Regions from separate parts of the Mus musculus genome. Here all the other regions are linked to region 2. The links are chromatin loops, found by intact Hi-C in ENCODE. Cell type or tissue: heart. All regions are shown on one strand.

Region 1 (8,000 bases), 270 kb after region 2:
GGGATTTGAACTCTGGACCTTCAGAAGAGCAGTCGGCGCTCTTAACCACTGAGCCATCTCGCCAGTCCAATCTTTTTTTTTTTTTAAATTCTGTACAATCGTATACACATGTGCGCATGCTCGCACGCGCGCACACACACACACACACACACACACACACACATATACACAGAGAAAGAGAAAGAGAGAGAGAGAGAGCTAAAAAGACCCCTGTATCCCAGTATCCCAGTGACCCTGCAAACCTGGCACTGAGATAACTTGGTTCACGCAGCTCAGCCCTCTGGGGCACCCGTCTGGGGTTCTGCAAACTTTCTGCATAGTTGTGATTGCAGACTCTTTCCATACATCAAAGTTTCTCCATCTTCAGAGCCATGTGCTCGGTGGCAGAAGCAGGGACCTATTCTGCCCTCTGAGGATGGCCAGGACACCTTTTATGAAGAGCACAGACCTGAGTCCAAGGTCAGAGATCTCAGAATGTTCCCTGGATCAACAACGCCGAAAGCACCAAGCCACCAGTCGTCCGGCTGACGTTAGGGTCTCTGCAGACACTGACGGTGGAGTGAGACACGCAGCGTGTCATCTTAACAAGCTATTACAGAACTTCTGAGATGCTCTGATGTTTGAAAGCCACTGTTCCAACTCCTCAAACTAAGTTATTAGTTCACCTGCCCACGAACAGAAACAGCCTGCCTGACACTTTGATGTGGACTAAATCTTAGAAAGGCAACTGAAGTCTCTGACTTCGGAATCTGTAGGATAACATGCTGAGATGCTCTGAGCGATTAGAAAAACACAATTAGAAGTAAGGCATAAATTAATGTGGGTGAGTGATGTATTCTTGTGTCACAAACACTCCTGGGTGATAGAAGACAGGCACAGGTGACTGTCGGGAAATATGCCCATCTGGTATTGCAAGTGAGGACACGGCCAGCTGCCTGAGGACACAGAAAGACAGCAGGGAGCCTGTGGCTGTTTCTCATAACCACTGCCGCAGCCACACCCCACAGACCACTTGTGACCTGTAGCTATTCCACAGACCCTCCCTGACTGTGTCTCTTCACTGGGTTACACACATCTTCTCTGAGCTCCTCCCTGGTTGAGCCAGTCTACCCTGAATACTCCCTGGTTCAGAAAAGACTTTGAAAGAGAGCACCCGGAGTCCCGCCTCCTGATCTTTCTTATCTCTTATTTATTTTTCTTGGCAGTGCTGGGACTAAGCTGCCCCGTAGGCTAACAGCTGTCCTACACTTCTCCAGACTGCGTTCCCTTTTTGATTTTTAAACCAAAAGAATTGCCGTGTGCTCCATCCAAGGAAGTCTAACAAAAATAGAAATTGGAAAAACAAGCCGTGGAAGTCCCTCCCGAAAGACACCAAACGCTTGTCCGTACCTGCTCCGAGTTTAGGGCTTCCCAATACTTCTGCTGTGGGATAAAAAGAGACAGAGAACAAGTTGGACAGATGGCACCCCTGCCACAGAGCAAAGCGCATCAGCTCATAGCTCAGTGAGCCAAGAGTCAGAGCTTTGGTGGCTGGGAGAAAGGACGCAACACTCCAGCAAGCAGGAAGGTGGTCGCTATTAGCAGAGTAGTTAATTTAGTAAGTTAGTTAAATGATCAACAACAACAAACAAAACAAAACAAAACAAAAAACAAACGCCATGATTACTATGCAGGCTTGTGGATTCTGGGGAAAATGATTTACAGAGACATAATAATTACTATGATTAGAAATGACGGGTGCAAGTAGTTCTAATAATAGTAATAATAACAGTAATTCTTCTATTCATTAACTGCACAGCTGAGGTGATCCAATGCAAACTCATAAAACTAAGAAAGAGGTGCGCATAAAATATCCACCTTGAAATATGGGGTTTGCCAGGCAGCTTGGATTCAGTTTCACTCAGTGTTTATTGCATGGTTGGTTCCACTCCAAGCCTCAAGTATGCCTGACTCAGGCCTCTGGCGGGGCAAGCGCAGGCTGCGCCATCCCTCGGGCTCTTCCTTCGGTGCCTGGGAGACATTGTATTTCTGACACAAGAGCTAGAACCTAAGCTGAGAGGGTACTTGTGGATGGGAGACTGACAAGCAGCCGATGGGTTTAAGGTTATTGGCACACGAAAGCAAAGCTTCTACTGTTCAACTCTTTTCATTAATTAATCAGTTAATTAATGTATTAATTGTGACAGGGACTCATGTAGCTGAGGCTGGCCTCAAACTCACCACATAGCTGAGGCTGGCCTCGATCCTCCTCCTTTCACCTCCCAAATGCTGGGGTCACCAGCGTGTGATGACATGCCTGGATTGTTCAGCTCTTTAAGTGTTCATTTTTAAAAATGCTTCGATTATAAGGTTTCCAGTCATACACAAAAGCAAAGAATAATGACCGCTAGCGGGGCAGCCTGCTCCCCAACCTTCTGATTTGGTATTTTAAAGTAAATCACTTGATTGAAAAGACTTTAGAATGTTTCCGTAGATAAGCCCCAATCGTAAATCAGGACTAAACCTAACGCTATCTCCACGTAGCCCCAGCTAACCCCTGAAGAAGCCTTAATCTCCACTTTATTTTGCAGGGAGGGGGAACTTACCATGAAACCCAGGGCCTTACACATGTTAAGTCTGAATTGTAGCTCAGGCTGCCCTTGAAAGCGAGGCAGTACCAAGAGCTGTGCTTTTCCATGTGAGACATCACACCTGGCCCAAATGTTACCAGCTTACTAGAGCTACACCTTGGGCTGTCACTGTTTTTCAACCAATTAATCAATCAATTTTGTGTAACAGGCTCTCGGTACATAGCAGAAGTTGGCATGAAACGTGTCATCCTTCTGCATTAGCCTTCCCAGTGCTGAGGTCATAGGCATGTACCACCCCTTCTTTTTTAAGCTGAAATATATATGTATATATATCATATTATATATAATTATGTGTAAAATATATAAATATATGTGATTATAGATGATTATATTATATAATTTATAGTATATAAACTATACTATGTGAAAGATACACTATAAATATAATATAAATCTTTACACATATATATATGTTATATATATGAATATTATATGTATATAATTGTCGTTCATATTTGTCCCTTCCTATCCTTCTCTGCCTCCTCCATGCTAGCGCTCACCTAAGAGGAGTGGAAGCCTTACTCAGAAGCAGCGATAGCACAGATAGCTGCCACAGGGCAGGGGCTCCCAGGATGAAAGCACTCAGCCATACCCATCTTTTTATGGCATTCTTCTGAGGAAACATGTGGAAAATATTCGTAAGAAGAGGTACAAATTATTTAAACTGATGTGAAGTAGGGGCCAGGAATGTTTCATAACTTTAAATTGTGGTGGAAATAAGAAGAGAAATTAAATTCCAAAGCACTTTGCTTTTCGTTAGAAAATACAGACGTTCATGCGAAATGTTAAGTGGCAAAACGTTAGGTTACAGTTAGGATGCACTTGTTTCTTTAAGGAATGTTTCCGATTGCAGTGTGCTATCCTGGACTGGATCCAGCTGCTGGAAAACTGCTGAGATCCAAACAGAGCCGGGAGTCCAGCTGGTAGAAACGTACTGAGTTCATTTCTTAGCTTTGCTAAATGTAGCACGTTATGTAAGACGCAAATAGAGCAGCTGGGCAAAGGGCAAACGGAAAATCAGGACTAATTTTGAAAAAATTCTGTACATCCAAAATTATTCCTAAACAAAAAGTTTATTTAAAGCCAAGCAAACCAATAAGTATGCGTCTCCCAGCTGGGTTGAAGTGAAACTTTATAAAGTCCTTCCAAGCTGCCGACAAAGAACAGCTTGAGAGTGTGGGAGAGCGCCCTCTGCTGGAAGGAGTCATTAGGGTTTGCTGTTATTAATTTAAGATAAAGAGTCTCTTTTAAGATTAATTTAAGAGTCTCTTTAAGATTAATTTAAGATAAAGAGTCTCTGTCTAGAGGAGACTAAGCCCAGCCTGCGATGCTGGGATTACAAGGATGCACCCCCACACCTGGCTTCAGGTTAGCATTTTAAGCCACTGATAACAACATCCTAAGAGGCTCACTAAATTCAAATCTTTGCAACGGAGCTCTCTCCTCCCAAAAGACTAACAATAAATAAAATGTTTTAGGTCTTTTTCTGTTTTAAGAACAAAACAAACACAAACAAACATGGTTTGTTTGTTATTTTGTTTGTTTGTAAAATTTTCAAAAAACAGTGTCCCAGCTGGCGCTAGGGAGGTGGAGAGCAGGAAGATCTGGTTTTCAAGGTCTACATATTGATTTGAAGCTAGCCTGGGCTACTTAAGATTCTATCCCAAAAATATACACACACCTGGGACTGGAGAGATGGCTCAGCAGTTAAGAGCACTGGCTTCTCTTCTAGAGATCTCACTCAGATTTGAGTCCCAGCATCACATGGTGGCTCACAACCATCTGGAAAGTAACTCCAGTTCCAGGGGATACAGCAACGCCCTCTTCTGGCCTCCTCAGGCACTGCGTGCATGTGGTACACCCGCATGCAGGAAACACTCCTATCCTTGGGAGAGTTTCTGAATAGTTATTGAATAGCCTTCTGAGAACAGTTATTATTGTCATGCTATATGTATAATGGTGACATGTATTTACTACTTACAATGCAATAAGATCAAATTGTGCAAATACTTTTTCTCTTTTGCACTCAATAAACATCTCTCACAGCCTTTATCCTTCGGGACAGAATCTTGATATGTCTGTCATTCAAGCCAGCCTCCGGCTCCCAAGGACTGGACTCCAGGTGTTGCCACCACACCTGGCGCCACTGATTGCTGAGTTGTTCTCAAGATCCTGACTGTGTCACCTCTGTGAACCACGGCACAAAGTTTCCACTCACATGCTCCCTACAGCTTGCTTTCCCGGGCTTCTGAAGTCAAGAAGCAGGCACTAGTTTTTTTTTTTTTAGTGTCTACACAGCATGTGGCGATATTTCTCTTAGTCCTGAGGAAGTGGAGGATGGCTAAGCATTGAGAAAATAAGGTCACATTCTAAGCTTAAGACAGACTGTGAGAACGGGAGCATCAGGACCAAGGACTTCCTCTTCTATGTAGGGAGAAGTGACTGCTCCCAAGACCAGGGAGGTAAGATGGCACTGGACGTGACATGGGTCACATTTTCAGACTGGCCATAGAGAGACAAAATAGGTTCATCTCCCTTAGATCGGATTAAATGGATTTCTCTTTTTGCCTCTTGCAAACCTTAAAAACCTACACCATATTTTCCCACACTTCCATTCTTTCTGTTTCCGTTATTATGTTCATTGCTGGGAACTGAACCCGAGGTCCTAACCAGCCTACAAAAGCACTCTCCTGTTGAGCCACATCAGATCTATGTCTTTTTAAAACTCATACAGTATTCTTGACTATGGTGGTTTAAATGAGAATGGTCTCTATTGGTTTCATATATTTGAATGCTTGATTTCCAGTTGGTGGGCTGTTTGGAAAGGATTAGGAGGTGTGGTCTCATTGGAGGGGGTGTGGTCTCATTAGAGGAGGTGTGACCTCATTTGGAGGGCGTGGCCTCATTGGAGGGGGTGTGGCCTTGTTGGAGGACGCGTGGCACTGGGATTGGGCTTGTGTCTCCCTCTGCCTCGGACTTGTGCTTCAAGATGTGAACTCTCAGCTGCTGCTGCTCCAGCACATGCGAACCTGCCTGCTGCCATGGTCATGGAGCCTCATTACAGCAATAGAAAGGAGACAAAGGATAACCAGTTATACAGCACTTACCCTGGAGCAGCTGGCATTACAGTCCCTCCTCTCCGACTGCCTCCCATTCCCTGTCCTTCCTGGGCTGTGACAGAGGGAAATAGGATCTGCAGCCTGGAGCAGTCCAGAGGACATGACGTGCTCTATGGAAGGGCGAGGCCTGACTGCTCTGGGTGGTCTGACTGGCGGGCTTCTCCAACAGGTCTGGACAGGCCCATTGTGCTGGATCAGAGAACGCAACCTCAGCCCACAGTGGATGGACTTCCTCTGTGAGGCTGACACAGAAACATGCTAAGGTTGGAAGGAAAGGGCAGCCTGGAGGGGTTACTGTGTGTGCAGATCATGTGCAGAATTCTCTGTCTCTAGACTCTAGTCATACTGATACACAAATAGCTTAGAGCAAAGGGAGGGAAGCGGCACACCAGGGACTCGATCACGAAATTTGCAAGCAGTGTTGCCGATCAAGCGCTCCTGGTCAAGGTCAACTTACAGCTTCTGGGGTTTGAGTCACAGGAACAGAAATGTTCTAGAGCGGATGTGTGGGTACATAGTGGTGTGTGTGTGTGTGTGTGTGTGTGTGTGTGAGCATGTCTAGGCTGCCACTGACACAGCAGTTATCAAGGACATTGGTCCTCTTGGCTGGTGACTTGCCCCCTAAGCTCTCCTGAGGGGGGGGAGTCTTTCTAGTTTGGGAAACTGGCTGTCTTAGGATTTTATTGCTGTGAAGAGATACCATGACCACAACAACTTTTTTATGAAGGAAAACAATTAGAGCTTCAGTCTATTGTCATCATGGCGGGAAGCATGGTGGCATGCAGGCAGACGTGCTGCTAGAGAAGGAGTCAAGAGTTCTACATCTGGGTCTGCAGGAAGCAGGAAAAAGAGAGACACTGGGCCTGGCTTGAGCATCTGAAGCATCAAAACTCACCCCACACTTCCTCCAGCAAGGCCACACCTTCTAATGAGCCTATAGCCACTCCCTATGAGTCTACAGAGGTGGGGGTGGGAGTGGCTTTCATTAAAAATCAAACAAACAGAGACCACCACACTGGCTCATAGTAAACAATCTTTACCACCTCTTCTAGCTGTGCACCTTTACAGCTGTGTACAATTATCTCTTCCAGCTGTGCACCTTTACAGCTGTGCACAATTATCTCTTCCAGATGTGCACCTTTACAGCTGTGTACAATTATCTCTTCCAGCTGTGCACCTTTACAGCTGTGTACAATTATCTCTTCCAGCTGTGCACCTTTACATCTGAGGTCTCCATTGTGCTCCACAGCATCTAGACTCCTTCACATTCAACCTTGGCTGGGACTTTTGGCCTTCCCATCATTTCTGATCTTATGTCAGGCCCAGGGCTCTCAAATGGCGCTATAGTGTGTCACCGCCCTTGTACCTTGTATTGAATGGGTGCCACGAATAATGTGTGGATTCACGGTCTATGGAGTGTGCCTTCCCCTGAAAATGCTGAGAGTCTGTCTCCACAGAGACCATGTGAATGTCCTTTCTCTATGGCCATCAGCCATAGCCACTTTTGAAAATTGGCCATCTGCTCCCCTATGCAGTTTTCTTTAGTGCTGCACTGAAGGCAGGCAGATAAGAGTTTCTACACACCCTGGCTAGTTTTAATATCAACTTAACAGAATCTAGAGTCATCTGAGAGGAGGGGACCTCACTTGAGATGTCTCTATAAGATCAGGCTGTAGGCAAGTCTGTAGGGCATTTTCTTATTAGTGATTGATGGGGGAGGGCCCAGCCTATTGGTGGTACCACCCTTGGACTAGTAGTTCTATAAGAAAGCAGGCTGAGAATGCCATGGGGAGCAAGCCAGTAAGCAGCCCTCCTCCATGTCTCTGCATCAGCTCCTGCCTCCAAGTTCCTGCCCTGTTTGAGTTCCTGTCTTGACTTCACCCATTGAATTGTGATTCGGGATATGTAATTCTTTCCTCCCCAAGTTGCTTTTGGTCATGGTGTTTCATCACAGCCGTAGGGAGGTGACTAAGCACTATGGTTTTCCCAGGGGAGTGTCCATGGCAAGTGTGGCCTTGTTGGTCTCATGCCTGCCGCCGTCACTGAGATTCGTGAAGATCCCAGTGTCTCATCCTGAGCTGGACAAGACACGGTGTGATACACATGAGTAGGAAGACTGGGGCAGAAGTCAGTGTTCTCATCTATGCCAGAGCTCAGGCAGAACAACCCTGGCCCTGCCAGTGCTGTTAGGTACCATCTCCTGCAGGCTTCAGAGCTAATGGCACTAGGTTCAAATCTTGGCTTAGCCTCC
Region 2 (8,000 bases):
GTGTACTTACATATAATAAATCTTTAAAAAAAAAAAAAAGATTGCAGCTTAGGTGCTTAGAGCATTTTGACGACAGAGGAACATTCTTCATCTCTGAGTTAGAAAGCTCCCCTTCAGTGAGTGGAAGGGTGGGATACTGGGATTTTCTTTGCTGGAGTTCTTACGTTTCTGGTTGAAAAAACCAGCCACATCTATGGGTGAAAATGGGGTATCCAATGGCATGTGCATGCCCTTGGGCCTTTTGTTTGCCACTTACTAGGACACGCTGATTTTGTAGACCCAATTTTTAAGACGCCTGGAGACCTCATGAGTTTCTTGGTTTCACAGATGTCAAAACAATGTCACACACCAGGACATGGTGATTTCAGAGCAAAAAAATTAAATTATTCCAACGACCAATACCAGTCCCTCCTTTTAGCTTCTGAGTCTAACTCAGAAGTGCTAATCCCTGGAAAAGACCCCGTTTCCTGTTGTAGGTGGGAGGAGGCATGTGGCATCCTGGCTTCTGTTTCTTCCCTCCCCACTGAGATACTCGTGGCTGACTAGAACAACTGAGGGAAGACAGAATAATCACGGCCAAGGATTTCCAACAGTCAGGGTCACATTCATCATGGCAGAGAAGGCAGAACAGGGGTTTGATCTGTGGCAGCTGCTTGTTCACACGGTGGCAGGCTGGGGGACAGGAAAAACCAAAACCACAGCCAAAAGCCACCAAAAAAAAACAACCAAAAAAAACCAACCAAAAGCAGGTATAACTTTCAAAGGTTCAATCCTGAAGACCTGCTTCCACCCCACCCTCTAAAGGCCAGCCTGCCTCCTCTTTTCCCTCCTCTTCCTCCTCCTCCTTTTCCCCATCCTCCTCTTTTGCTTTTATGTTTGTGTGTTTGTTTGTTGAGACAGAATTTCTATATGTAGCCCTGACTGTCCTAGAACCCCCTCTGCAGACCAGGCTGGCCTTGAACTCAGAGATCTGCCTACCTCTGCTTCCTAAGTGCTGGGATTATAGGTGTGCACCACCGCCTGGCTAAGCCTCACTTTTCCTAAAGGCTCCTCAACATTCAAAATAGCACTGCAAGCTGGAGACCAAGCATCAAGACACAGATGTGTCAGGGACAGATTTAAGCCATAGCAAAAAAAAAAAAAAAAAAAAAAAAGTGCACTGCTTCTTGTGGGTAGGTGGGTGGAGGGTCTTTGGGCTGAGGAGATTGGCTCCTTCCTGTACAACCATTTGAACCTCAAAGTGCAGGGAGCAAGCGTCTGCATGCCATAGCTGATGTACATACCTGGTGATGCCCAAATAATGGTGCGCTCCAACAATAGGTTCAAGAATATATGCCAGCAAGCATGCTCACTGTCACCTGTATCAGAGTCCTGGGAGAGGAGGAATGAAGAATGACCAGCCAGTCAAGCTGACTCCCAAGGGTTCACTGTGCAGTAGCATATGGGAGATTTATTGTGGGAAGTTTTACACAGGGGAGAGGGAGAGGCTGCTGCAAAGACCTCCCTGGGACAGAAAGTAAATGGAGACCCCCTGATGCACAATTGGAACTATACAGAGTAGCTGTGTGCTCCTGCTGGAGAGAGACCAGAAGTCCAGGCAAGAGGTGGCACATTCCACCAGAGCTTGGATTCCATGCCGATGTCACAGTCGTGAAGGTCCCAAGGTCTTCGAGCAACAGGTGATAAGAGAGCTGGGGGTTGAGTTCATGGTTGCAGTGCAAAGCTAGCTCAGTCACTGGTGTGTTTGGAAGGCTGCAGCAAGTCAAGTGGATGGCCATGGGAGAGGTAGTTCCTGCCTGGAGAGAGGCTGGAGGTTGGGCAGTCGTTAGCATGATCTGGAGGTTGATTGCGTCCAGTGACCCTCTTGGTACTCTTGAGGATGACAGCTCAGGGTAGCTATTAGTAAGCAAGGCTGGGGCCAGAACCACCGTGAGTTCTGACACAAAGGATGTCAGTGGTATGCTGACATCTGCATCCACCCAGAAGCCTTTGGAGCCTCCCAGACAAGAAGGCAGAGCTGAGAGCCTGGATGGATGTCGCAGGCCCCTTAGTGAGTCCCAGGGGAAATTCTCAAGTTCTGCAGGAGCAGGAAGGACTCCACTCATAAGCAGAGGCTTTAAGTCACCTCTAGGCAGGAACCCAAGAGTACCCCAAAAGCCCTCTAAGAGTCAAGATTCTCTAAGGCGGAGCTGAGCTCCGGTTATGAGAGTTGCCAGGGGACAGAGCTGTTCCCACTGCTCTCAGAGAGTGGCCCAGGAGTGTCTCAGCAGTATGCTTGATGGCTCCAAAGAAGGCACAGGATGGAGAGTCCCAGAGAGACTGCCTCCATTGGGGAGGGGTGGGGAAGGAAGCAGACATTGGTCCTGTTGCTCAGTTCAACCAGGTACAGGGCATGGCTTAGAATCCTAGGGCATGCTGAACTCTCCTGGTGGAGGTGTTTTCCATTTAGGAAAAGCTCTAAAAGGGCTTTCCTTCCTTCCTTCCTTCCTGCCTTCCTTCCTTCCTTCCTTCCTTCCTTCCTTCCTTCCTTCCTTCCTCCCCTCCCCTCCCTCCTTCCTTCCTTCCTTCCTCCCATCCCTCCCTCCCTCCCATCCCTCCCTCCCTCCCTTCCTCCCTCCCTTCCTTCCTCCCCTCCCTCCCTCCTTCCTTCCTTCCTCCCCTCCCTCCTTCCTTCCTTCCTCCCCTCCCTCCCTCCCTCCCTCCTTCCCTCCCTTCCTCCTTCCCTCCCTCCCTCCCTCTCTCCCTCCCTCCCTCTCTCCCTTCCTTCCTGTCTGTCTTTTACTGGTATTTGAAATGTTCTTTTGTGTGCGGATGTACATATGCCATGGCATGAGAGTAGCTGTCAGGGGACAAGCTTCTGGAGTCGACCTTGTTTCTGCCACTGTGCAGGTTCTGACTAGATCTCTATCTGCCTCCCACTTTGCTGTAGGAGTCCTGGGATTACCCGTTGCTCATCACCATCAGGCTTTTTACACAGGATCAAACTTAGATGCTGCTTCCTGCCGAATGTCACTCTCAGCCAAGTGCACACGCCAGGTGGAACTCTAGCCCCTTGGGCAAGACAGAAACATCTGTACTAGTCAAGTTCTCTTACTCACAGAGTCATTGGACAGAAGCCCCTGGCTCATTCTGTCACTCTGAAGCCAGCAAGCTAGTCAGAACCTTCAGCAGCCACCACAAAAAGCAAAGCAAAGGCTCTAGAGAGCGCGGCACACCGGGCCTCCAGGTGAGTGAAGCTCTTGTTTCAAAGCAAATGTTGCCCCAGCTGTCTCACAGCCCTGAAGAAGCATTTCCCTCCAGGGATGCCCCACCCAGGCAGTGTCTACCATGAAGGCTGGCCCAATAATGGTTCTGACATCTCCTGATATTGCAGGTCTGAGAGCCAAGCCTCTAGCTTAGTGTTTCTCAACCTTCGGTCAGGACCCCTTTGTTGGGGCTGGGAGGGGGGCGTCGAATGATGCTTTCACAAGGGTCACCTTAAAACCATCCTTCAAATCAGATAATTACATTATGATGCATAACAGTAGCAAAATTACAATTATGAAGTAGCAATGAAATAATTTTATGGTTGGGGGTCACCACAACATGAGAGGGCTGTATTAAAGGGCCGCAGCATTAGGAAGGCTGAGAGTTACGGCACTAGCACGTGGGCTATAAAGGGCTTGAAGACAGGTGTGCCTGTTTCCAATATGTAAAGAGAGATGTAAAAGAAACGGCTATTTATACTCAAATTAAGATTCTAAAATACAGGCTATATATATTGCCAAGAGGAGATTGTTTTACAAAATGATGAACGACCAATATAATTCTAAACAGACAAAAGCCCGCTTCTTCCAACACACCCTGGCGGTCCTGGAACCCTGAAGTAGACTTCCATGCACCCAGACTCCAGTAGTAGATGTAGGCAGTAATGACTGTTGACAGGGTCGACAGCATAGCGGTGTCTAGCGGCACCTTTCGGCGTCGTGAGAGGACACAACAAGCTACCTTTGTGCCAGACCAGCCTCACTGACACCAGGCGGAAAACCAATTACCAACTCCGTTCCTGGACGCGTGGGCAGATAGGACCTGGCACTGCGGCTGTGCTGCCAGGAGGAGGCGTCACGGCCACCGCGGAAAGTCGTTCTACCAATTGGCCACAAGGGGGAGTGCCGAGACCAAGATCCTAACATCTGCAGGGTCACGGCCAGATGTGTGCTCGGAAGCAAACTGAAACCTCGGAAATAATTCACGGTGGGATTGCATAGTGCTAGGTTGTCTACTCTTTCACAGCACCGTCCAGCTCTCCAACATCTTCTATTAGCACCGGAAATTTTAGAAAAGTGCTTTTCCCTTATGCCCAAGAATGCAACCTCAAAAAAGAATCAGCAGTTTGCACGTTGTCAGGAGACAAGCCAACCAGAGCAGGTAAAACAAAGCCATGGCCCAGTGAGTAGCCAGCATTTGTCCAATCGTATCCCCACCCATACCCGCTTCCTTAGAAGTACAGCCGTGTCGTATCACACGGGGAACACATTCTTATAATGGTAGGAGGTTCTGTCAGGGTTTCCATTGCCCTGACGCCAACTCAGGAGTACAGGTCAGCCACTCTATGTGGTCTCGTGCAATCAACAGGCAACATGAGATGTACTTGGATACCAAAGTCTAAAGCAAGGGGCTGCACAGTAAACATTTTGTTTTACCTTTTTTTAGGGTCTCAGGGACACCATCCAGGGCCTCTCACATACTAGACAGGCAGTCTGCATCTCGGTAAAGGTTTCCCATACACGAAGGAATGCACTCTGAATAACGATAAACAGGCATAACAGTGTATGGGTCATCCATTGTAGGTATAGCATGCCATCCATAATTGCATGCGCTATACTTTTATGACGACAGAGTTGCTTTACAGTAGATTCCCCAGAAAACAGTGAATAAGATCCTCTGATTTTTGAACAGTTACCATGTTGCTAGAAGGTAAGAAGTTTTCAGATCTGTTACTGCTATCTTATGAGACCGTCTATGTACGTGGCCCATTGCTGACCAAAACATCATTTTAAAGGGCTGAATAATAACTATAATAATACAACAATCACTCTTTGGAAACCTACCTTACACCACTGTCTTGGTGTGCTGTGAAGTATTGAACTATTGGTAAGGAGGCACAGAGCTCAGCAGTCTGCCCAGAGTTCCATGGCTCGCAGGTGACAGGAGGTCACCAACCTGCAGTGTCAAAAGACTCCTGTAACAGAAAATCCTGTATGCCAACAGGAGGCACACTACAAGGACAAGGTGGGTTGGGGTATAAGACATGCTTTTCTATACAGTTTGTGTCTTGATTCAATCAAAGATCCGTATACTGTGTTATACTGGGTAGGTCCCATGAAGCCAACATTCACAACAGCCCTGGCTTGGGATGCAAACGTCACCATTGGGCACAAATCTGGGCGGCGCCTATGCAAACTGAACTTTGTTCTCTACCCTGGCTGTGGGTTAGAACCATGAGGAATAAATACTTTGTTGTTTATTTTAGAGGGTGACATCCTTGCCACCTCCCAATGTAACTTTAGTATTTTTAGTTAGAATCTCAGAAGATGAAGCCCAGACACCATAACTTGGTTTATACTGAACTTTGTTTTTTGCTTTTTGGGTTTTTTTTTTTTTTTTTTTTTTTTGGTTTTGTTTGTTTGTTTTTGTTTTTTTCTTCTTTGCGATAGATTCTCTCTATTTTGCCCAAATGAGACTTCAATTCCTGGGGCCAAGTGATCCTCCTGCCTCAGCCCCCTGAATAGTCAGGACTGCTGGTGTACGTCATTATGCTCAGCTAATCTTTGGGGCTTGTTTATATTTTGGTGCTGGAAGCTCAACAGTGCTAGCACACTCGGGAGCCGCAGCGCCGGTCTCTGATACTCGTTTTGATTGTTTTTAAAGTCTAGATGATCCTGGGGTTCCTCCAGCGTCTGTGTTGCTTAGATGAAGAAATAGACCCAGCAAGGGGTCATGAGTTAATAAATGTCAGAAGTTCTGAAAGCAGGGGACAGATGCCCTGATTTCTACTACAGAATCACAAAAACAAACATAAAACCCCAAAACCCAAAACCACTCGATTCTTGGTGGTTGTCACCGTGGCTCAGTGGTTAAGAGCATGTGTTGATCTTCCAAAAGACTTAGGTTCTGTTCCTAGGACCCATTTCAGGTGACTCACGGTGGCCTGTAACTCCAGCTCCAGGAGGTATGACGATCTGACTCTTTTTCTGGACACATATGCACATACTCCTATATGAATATACATACACATACACAATTCAAACTAACATAAATATTAAAAAAAAATAAAAACCCTCAGCTGTTGGATCAGGCTGGGCCACCCCACAAGGAGACATGACAGGAGACCCCTGGGTATCAGACCACACACAGAGAGCCACCTGCTTACACAGCTTACCTTGATGTAAGCTGGCTGTTACCACCAGTGTTCAGTGCTCTTTCCCCAGAGTCATTTGACTCAACACCATATTACGTCCTAATGTAATCCGGAGTTATGCTTTTAACATTTTTAATTGTGTGTGTGTGTGTGTGTGTTCAACCATGCACATGTGTAAATACAGATATGTGTATGCATACACATGCTATGGTATGTTTGTGAAGGTCAGTGGACAACTTTTGGAAACAGTTCTCTCCTTCTACCATATGATCTGGGGATCAAATTCAGGCTGTGAGTTATACACAGAAAATACTTTTATGTTCTGAGCCACCTGTCCTAGCAGTCCTGGAGTTATGCCTTTGAGAAGTCGTAATTGAGAGAACTGTTAGCTGCTTTTCTCCTTTCTTTCTGAGGTGAACAAATGACTTCTTGGGTCTCGCCTGGAACTCAGGCGCGACCTTGGATATTCCTTGGATAGACAGTTCTAAAGATGCTCTAATGTGCTCTGTGCTGTTATGTCCCCAGATGCTGTCCACTCTTAGAAAAAGTGGGCTGGCAGTTTGTCTTCTCTGAAAACTGAGACTACAGGAAGTTAGGATGCTGTGTGGAGGCTGTAGCCGCACTTCCCAGGTGACCCCTCTGGCTGGGGCCCTCAGATGAGGGCTGCTCCCGGAAGAGCACCTGCAGTTGGCTCACCTGCCGAGGTGCCCCAGCAGCCAGGCCTGTCGGCCCAGGTGGCTTCCTCTGCAGCTGGTGTGGCTGTGGGCTCTGCAGTGGGGTCACGCCATCACTGGGGGCTTCAGCGGAAGTGGTAATGCTGAGTCTGCAAAGCCAGGCATCGATAGCCTCAGGGAACCCAGCTGCAGGACCAGCCATTTTTTGGACCTTGCTCTTTAGAAATCAAACAGTTTCTGGGCTGTGCCCAGAACCAGAGCGATGGCAAGCTCTGAGAGGGCTTCAGCGAGGTGCTGCAGCAGTGCGGGGCTGCAAATGGTTTAATCTAGTCAAGAAATTCAAGCTGAAGAAATGTAAAATTGGTTCTGTATAATTGATAGTACAAGTGTGGACCTTTATTTCTAACAGCTCCACGGTTTCAGAATGGCCACGAAAGAGATCTAACTATAAATGTTTAATGAGGCTTATAGTGTTGGTTACTGGGCAAGGGTTTGGCCTCCTTGAACACTATTGTGATTGTGAGTTTAAAAAAAAAAAAAAAAAAACCTAACAGTAACTTATTCTGAAAAAAAAAAAAGAAAAAAGAAAGAAAGAAAGAAAGAAAATGTGGTCCAAATTAGTCTTAAACCAAATGATTTTTAGAAACGGAGCTGAGTGGATCTGGGAATCTGCTTTTTCTGGCAAATTTGTTGACGACTTCCTATCACTTTCAAATTAATCCATTTGAGCATCTGGGAGTAAAGGAGAATCTTTGCTTTGTGTGATGCAGGCGTCTTGCCCCTCCCTTTGCCTAACCTGTCCCTGCCCTGCTCACAACCTCAGTGTGTTCAGTCACACCGAAGAGAAACCCCTGAGACCAGGCCCTTCCTGGGTACCTCCCACCACGCCTATCCACTTAGCCCCTCCCTAAACCCTTCTTTTACTG
Region 3 (8,000 bases), 62 kb after region 2:
GCGAGCACCGCGGACAGCAGGGCGCTTCTTAGCATGTCTGAAATGCAAGAGCAAAAACAAGGCTCAGAGCATATCCTGGAGCCCTGCACGCACTGCTGCAAGCACAGTTTTTGGGCCAGCACTCTCACGGCCTTGGAACGCTCAGATACAACCAAGTCTTCCTCTATCTTACAAAGGCTGATTAAAAAAAAATTACTTTTCTATTCAGCATATGTGGGTATTGGAGAGTAGATCAGTCTTACAGGTTCCCATTTTTATCCAGTCAGCCATCTCCCCGGTTCTGTTTAGAGCATTGACATTTGGGCATTTTCAAGCTACAGAATACCTTAAAATCGTTACAGAACGAATTAAAATTGCTACGGTCTTTTTCAGAGAATAGAAAGCAACGCCTCCTGGGACTGGCTGTGTCACTGACTTTAACAAGTTAAGCAGGGAGCTTTATCCCCAACAGTCAGCAAGAGAACCGCAGCAAGGCCCACTTCCACTAGATTCAATTTCTTACATATTTTCAAAGTACCAACACCCCACAACTCATTACACCGTTTTGTAACTCCCGGCCCGGAGCCCAGTGGTGCAGGTGATAATGCCCATTGCTTTATGCCATGCTTTTCTGAACTTTGCACTGTTACAGTAACACGAGTGCAGTAGGCTGGTCGCTCCAGTGTACATGAGGTTAATTTAAGTGTCACATAAGTAGCATTTGAAGATGTTTTTCTGACTCACACATTTAAATAATGAGCTACTGTTTGCTTATACACCAAGCTGCTTAATAAAACTACTCTGGGCATTGAGTTACCCAGGAAGCACACAGTAATACTAGTTTACTCTGTTTCCCAAGTAAAAATTTGTACTGTTTCTTGTACCAGGTCTCCTTCTGCCCCTATACAGACTGAGCCTCTAACTGCATACACTAATTTAAGAATATTTGGCCTTACCTGAAGCAGTTCTGCACCCTGGACTGACTGAAAGGCTTGCAGCTCTGCTTGTGACTTGGCACTTCAGAGAGGAAGAGGGAAGTATTCTTGCATCCTCAAGATAAAGACCTTACCAGATAAAAAGTCAAGAAAAAGACTATCTCCATAGGGCATATTCTAGGTTTTAATGACAAGAGCTTTCAAACTTTCAGAGTCCATAGTTAAAAGTCCTTTTGTAAAAGCTAGAGAGTAGAGGGCCTAAGTTTTCCCAGAAATAGCAGGCTGTCATTACATGGGCCACACTTTTGGTTTTTTTCCATGCTACATTGCACTAACTCATTCCTGTGCAGGAGTATGTGGGTGCATGTGGCAGTGCCTCACTTGTGGGTGTCAGAAAACTTTAGGCAATTGGTTCTCACCTTCCTCCACGTAGGTTCCCAAGGACTCACACCATGTCTTGGGAGGTATCTTTACCTGATGAGCCATCTCTTTTGCTCAACATTTTATTTCTTAAATAAGGCCAATGAATTCTCAAATGCCCGCCCCCAATGGTTGGTCTAGCCATTGTCAAACATGTTCAGTAATAGCATTGCTCAAGGGTTCGTGTTCAGTTTAACTTAATGTCAAACTGCCTACCACCGTGGTTGTATTGCCACAGTGCCACACTGTGTGTAAGAACTCCTGGTCTTCACGTCTCTGACCTGGACTTCAATCCTGGTCATTCAGATTGTTTCCATGATGCCTATTCCTTAGGCTTAGGCTCAGCCCAAAGAGCAAAATGGCATACCAATCTACCAACCTATGGTCTCAATATGCTTTATAACGTTGCATTTCTGTATAATGACAAACTTGATGTCTTTCTTTACAGTGAAGGGCCACCTGTTCTTCAGCTTCTGAGAAACTCGAGTTCCCCTTTTATGTCTATTTTTCTCTCAACAACTTGGCTATGTATATGTAGCTCATGCTAGCTTCAAATTTACAATCTTCTGGCCTTAGTGTCCTAGAGTTTGGGAATCACAAAGAATGCATCACAATGTCCAGCTGTGCTCATTTTTCCTATATGTAACTATAACATAGACATTCTTTATAAGTGCTATTATCTATTGGTTGTCAAGTCACAGATTATCAAGTAGATCCCTCCAAGGGGGAATACCCACCAATTCCTTTAAATGCTCTCACGCTGTTTCCCTTAGCATTCAGATCCAGGGGTACAGATCTCTTTGTATGTACCTAAGAGGCAGAGTTACGTTAAATATGCTTCTATCACTATTTTCCACTTTTCACCCACTTTAAGAACAAGATCCAGAGCCTGGGGAGATAGCTAGATAAGCAAAATGCTTGCCTTGTAAGCATGAAGACTCATTCAATCCCTGGAACTTCACAAGGGGAGCTAAGCACAGTAGGCAGAGGGATCCCTGGACCTTACTTCAAAAAGTCTGGCTGGCTCTGGTTTTCACCAAGCAGCAACCCCAGAGTCCCCAACTGCCATTCTGCTTGCAGTGTGCACCAGCCAGCCAGCTCTTCCCCCAACCAGTCCATCAAACTAAATAGCCAAGCTGCCTTCCTCTCAACCAGCCTCCCAGGCAAAAACAACGAAACCCCATCTACAGTGAAACTGTTTCTGAGAGAGCTAGCTGTAGCCACATAATCAAACAAGTGTGTAAGGATCCAGGAAAAAATATTGACATATTTAATTCATTAAAATTTTTTATTTTGAATAGCTTTAATCAAAAAGGATTTCATATGGTATTTACAATGCTGAATGTACAATTATGAATATCTACCTTTTTGACAAAAGGGTACCATTCTTGAGCAGCAATACAATTTTAAAAATATAAAGATGTGTCATTTCTGATATATAAAGTTACTTAAAAAAAATCCACGGTCTCAGGGAATTCACAAATTATAACAGGAAGTAACTTTTATTAATTTCATGTGCACATAATTACCAAATTGTAATACATTAAAAATACATGTAAATGCCCAGACTGTACAAAAGTTAATTCCCTATTTTGTTAAAAGTTCCCAGTAGCCTCCCACCATAAATATACAAAACCCTTTTAATTGATACAACAAAACTGCATGCATGAGATATTAGATGTTCTCTAAAGCTTGAAGTTGATCTTCACTGGATATGAATTTTTGCTGCTTTTGGAAAAAAATATATATGAAAGAAACACATTATTTACCATGCCTTTGAAACTGTGCAGTACTTTCATCAACATGGGAAACAAAATGAAGTATAAAAACAAGAAGAGGTTTGCTTAAATGGAAAGCGTTTGAATCTCAGGCTTGTTGGCGCCACACTCGCCCAAGCACTGTCTGCAGCATTCCCTTACAGCAGTTGGTGCTACAAGATAGAAACCGGTTACCATTATTTATTTATATGTAAGGGAGGAAAACAAACAACTTTAAACAACCCTGAGGGAGACCCACATTAAAAAATCTTATTTATTTAAAAAGTTAAAAAGCTACATATCATTATTTAACAATTACTTTACCAGACATTTCTGTCCTTTAAGTATGTGCATAAATAAAATTTAAATCAGCAATATTATCAATCTTAATACATCAAAATAATATATGTACAGATTTTAAAATTTAGGTCTGTATATATTCAAATAATTTAATGTAAAATTCAGAACCAAAATTACTATGTAATGATGACTTACAGAAGACTCAGTCTACCTATGGCACTAAGCAGGACCCATGTCTGCATTCACAGACATTCTTCGAACAATATTCTCAACTGGAATAACCTATCTTATCTATGTTCAAATCTAACTTCGTACAAATGCTTTCTCTCACCTACATAAAACCTTGTTCCTTTGCAAACAATATGGACAGATGAGATATAAACCCTTATCAACTCTAAATGTTAAAATGAACTGTCAAAATAGCCTTTATGATCATGCTCTTAAAGATGTTAAGTACAACTGATATTGGGTTTCTAAGCTGTAGTTAGCAATTAATCATGTTTCAGTATTTAAACCAAAGAATAAGAGTTAACAATTCAGAAAATGATTGAATAACATTAACATTATTTGAAATGAACATAGAAAGTATAAAACAATAGATAATAAGTAACCATAGAAAATAGTGCTAATTCACAGCTCAAGAGGTCTAAGATGCATAGCTTCATAGAATCATTCACGGGACAATTGTTCTTATTATCTAACATGTAATAATATACATTTTGTTGGAAAAAGTCAATTATGTATTTCCTAGGAATCACTAGTGGCAACAGCAGTAATAGTGATCCTGAGACACATTTACTTTTTCTACAATTACCAAACATCATTCGGGTATTTCCAACATAAAAAATAAATAAATAGGGGGGGGGGGAGGTTTCAAAAATCTGGTTAACATTTGGTAAACTTTTAAGTATGTACTAGGGAACTAATGATCAACCAGAGTGGAAAGCATACACTTGTAGTTAGCTAATAAAGAACACAGAATAATGTTACACTGTTTCGCTAATTCAGGGTTCATTTTATAGCAATGCTAAACTGAAGGCACTGCCAAACTGCCAGGTCCTACCTAGGAAAGCATTGTGAAAGTTCCTTGAGAACTGAACAGAATCAGATAAAACACAAATGTGTAAATGCTTTCTTCATTCCTTTTGGCTAAATAAATGTATATATTTTCTTAATTTTCTCAAGCTCACTTGTTACAAAATAGGTATGTGATGATCTCTGGTGCCACCTAATGGCACAAGACAAGCTCTACAAGTTCATATTGCTTTGTAAAAGTAATTCAAATTCCATGTTCATTATTCTTTTAAGCCCCATTATTCAAAGGAGAGACATAGCAAGGTTAAGGTCAAACTCAAAACAAAAACAGCATCATTCCATTCCTTTAGGTAGGAGGAAGGGATGGAGAGAGGGAAGGAGGGAGAGTAGGAGTGGGAGGGAGAATATGAAATATTTAAAATCATATAAGTCCCAAAAGAAAAAAAACAAATAGGTTTGAAGAGGTATGAATGGGATCTACTGCCAAGAGACATAACCCCGATCCTTCTCTGCTTGTGTATTCTGAGACAGGCTTTTACTATCTATTCCAGGACTAAACAATTCTCCTGCCTCAGCCTCCTGTGCAGGACTAGGGGCCTTTACTTATCATGCCTGGCTGCTCAGAAATAAACCTTTTTTTGGGGGTGGCGGGGGGGGGGGGGGTTCAAGACAGGGTTTCTCTGTATAGCCCAGGCTGTCCTGGAATTTAGAAATCCGCCTGCCCCTGCCTCCCTCCCGAATGCTGGGATTAAAGGCGTGCACCACCACCACACCCGGCTGAAATAAACCTTTCTAGTGAGAGTTCTTTGCTTAACTAGACTGCAGTATGGGAGCCATGGAATACTATGAAGGATATCTCAGACAGCAAGCAGTGGAGCGCCTTACTGTCTAGAAAGTGACACCCAGGCAGGAGATACAGAGAATATAAAACCAGAAATGGAAATTACCTGAGTTGCTCTATCAACAACACACAAACTCACTCCTAACTCCAGGTCATAAAAGAAAACTGGTGTATGTTTAACGTAGAGTTCTTTGGGAGAAAACACTGGATCAAAACAGGCTTTCAACCTATTTTCACTGGAGGCTAATCACAATTAACTATATTTTTAATAATCACAATTTTGGGGCCTATATGTAAAAGAACTTTCTAATAAGGGGATTTATGAAAAGTAAATTTAAAGAGGCAAACGTGTCAAAAGCTAAAATCTATAAAACCCAAACACAGATCTCTCATACCCAATATAAAGTATATATCATATTTAGGTTACTGGATGAAGAAATAGCCAGATTTATAGTTAATAATCGTACAGCAAATGACATTTTACTGCTTTGTATTTTAATGAACTGCCATATTATGAGAGGGATATAAACTGAACTAGTGCCATTCTGACACAGCGTCAGAAAAGCTCAACAGTGCATGCTGCTGAGCACTGCTACTAGCACAGAGAGCAGCCTTTGTTATGCTATGGTGATAATCTGACATGATCCATTCTCCTTTACTACAGCTTTGGCTTCCGTCGTTGTCTGAGGTTTAGGCGGCCACTCAGGATCAAAGCGGAGCTCCTGTGCTAAGTACATGTACTTTGCTTTTGGAGTTTTCTTTCTACAGCTCAGGGCCCAGGACAAACAGCATTTTCCCCACCGATCCACTGACTCCTAGGAAAGGAAAAACACCAGAGTAAGGGCTTTTTTGGTTAAAGCATGCATTGTGCACAGAACAATATGAAATAACTTCTAAATACAACAAATAACTAGGAAAAACTTCATGCAAAAAAGCCAGCTTTCAATTTAGGAACAGATTACTTTTAAAGAGGATTTTTTTCCCCCAGCTCCTTTAGTTTTGTGCATGTGTCTTGTGTACTGATATACTCTCTAACAGAAAATACTGAGAAGATATTTTTAGTATTTAATTTGGAAATCCTCCTACTCTATCTCAAATTACTCTTAGATTACCCATACCCACCGGTCACTTTAATAAGAGGGCAGTGAAAGATGTCATTGTTACTGCGAATATCACTTTCAAAACACAAAGCATGAAGCAAACACCTTAAGGTGAAGATCAGGATCTCACTGTCACATTTGGGGAGGGTGGGTGGGGAGGATCACATCTTTGAAAACCACAGCTTTGGCCAGGAATGGTGCTCCATACTTCACCTCTGAAAACAGCTCATAAATTATTTTGGCTATTACTTCTCCCAAGTAAAATTTTGACCCAGCCCATACTACACTCTAACCTGGATAGGAGCAATTGTACAAAATGAAGGTACAGCATACCAGATGAGCATTCTAATTATGAACATCCAAAGTACCTACGGCTAAGGAAGGCAAATGTGTTACAACGTATACTTGAAACACAATTCTTAATTGGCCAACAGGAGCCTGGCATGTGTAGCATCTGCAATCCTAGCACTGGGGAGTCCAAGGCAGGACATTGTGAAGTTCACCACCAGACTGAGCTAAACAGCAAGCATTGGGCCAATTTAAGCTACAAAGTGAAAGTTCTGCCTCATACAGCTGATCCATCGATCAATTAAGGCAAAGAGTAGGCAATAGAAAGGACCAAAAGTACTTCAAAATGAAAGCTCTGAAAACTAAATCCCCCAAGGACCTTCTCTCATTTCAGTAAGACAGCCATCAGTAACTCTGCCCCTCTTCTTCAGTTTGTAGATAGAACACTGCACTGCATTGCTCCCAAGGATTTAAAGGCAAAATGGTAGTCACAGATAAGCTGAATTACAATCTTGGGGAAACTAGAAGATTTAAAGATTATTCTCCAAGTAACCTCTATTATCATCACAATGAAGGCTTTTAGATATGCACGATGGAATGTGCCTGTAATAACTAATACTCAGGAGAGGCAAGAAGAGCTTCACAAGTTTGAGGCTAGCCTAGTTTACAAAGTGAGTTCAAAGTCAGCAGTGTTATACAGTGAGATCCTACATTAAAAAAAAAAAAAAAAAGAAAGGAAATCGAAGTAGGGGTGGGGGTGGACTTGGGGGAGTGCAGCTGTGCTATTATTCTTTTTAAAAAAGAATCCACAGCAAAGCTAGCAGTTTCCTTCCGAGTGTGCTTGCACCACAACAATCAGTTACTGCATTGTACTCCTTTCCTGTGCTTCAAGTCTTCAGTCCAATTGTGGAAAAGATCATTGTTCCTAAATATGAAAGCTGTCACTTTCATTTACAGTAGCACTGCTAAAGCGTCAGAGAAACACATCATGCTTGTCTGTGCAGATGAATCTTTTGAGTGGAGATGATATACAACAGGCAGAAAACCAAAAGTAATGGGATAAGACATAGACACACACATTCCCCCTCTAAATTCACTGTTCTATACCCCCTGGAAGCTAAGGCAAGCAATATAATTAAAGCTAATCACAAATGGCATTATAACTGCACAGCATTCTTCCAACATTTGTGGGTATGTGTGTACTTTTCACATCTGTTTAAAACAATGTATATTCATTATACGTTAAGTCACAAGTAACACCTGAGATCCCCCTACTCCACCATAGTTAGAAACATGTTTGTTCTTTATCTCCATACAAAAAGATACACTATATATAGGTTGGTGA

What was found. A loop is a pair of places that touch in the nucleus more often than their neighbours do. Peaks named below come from ENCODE experiments on the same cell type or tissue, not always from the same donor. Only the 100,000 strongest peaks of a DNase experiment are listed, where the experiment ranks them.
Region 1: it touches region 2 in a loop (5-fold over the local background); 30 of 42 quality-filtered maps call a loop at or near these places.
Region 3: it touches region 2 in a loop (7-fold over the local background); 26 of 42 quality-filtered maps call a loop at or near these places.

The regions. Positions count from the first base shown.
Region 1 is chr16:30,516,911-30,524,910 of GRCm38, forward strand. Tmem44 (transmembrane protein 44) reads right to left here. Exons shown (of 11, transcript NM_001384248.1): 10 at 1,390-1,422. It overlaps Gm52252 (a long non-coding RNA gene), which reads left to right and starts at 3,219. Exons shown (of 3, transcript XR_003951936.1): 1 at 3,219-3,278. In heart, CTCF peaks have their summits at 3,821 (motif pointing left) and 4,497 (motif pointing left); DNase peaks (open chromatin) are centred at 1,121, 3,511 and 3,781; H3K4me3 peaks cover 387 bases.
Region 2 is chr16:30,248,144-30,256,143 of GRCm38, forward strand. It overlaps Gm33330 (a long non-coding RNA gene), which reads right to left and starts at 5,081. Exons shown (of 2, transcript XR_876005.1): 1 at 4,683-5,081; 2 at 1,424-1,807. In heart, no CTCF peak of the experiment used is centred here; a DNase peak (open chromatin) is centred at 4,118; H3K4me3 peaks cover 572 bases; H3K27me3 peaks cover 2,407 bases.
Region 3 is chr16:30,309,820-30,317,819 of GRCm38, forward strand. Gp5 (glycoprotein 5 (platelet)) reads right to left here and starts at 962. Exons shown (of 2, transcript NM_008148.4): 1 at 936-962; 2 at 1-37. The coding sequence starts at 35. Atp13a3 (ATPase type 13A3) reads right to left here. Exons shown (of 34, transcript NM_001128096.1): 34 at 2,604-6,082. The coding sequence ends at 5,885. In heart, a CTCF peak has its summit at 4,625 (motif pointing left); no DNase peak of the experiment used is centred here; H3K4me3 peaks cover 166 bases; H3K27me3 peaks cover 2,583 bases.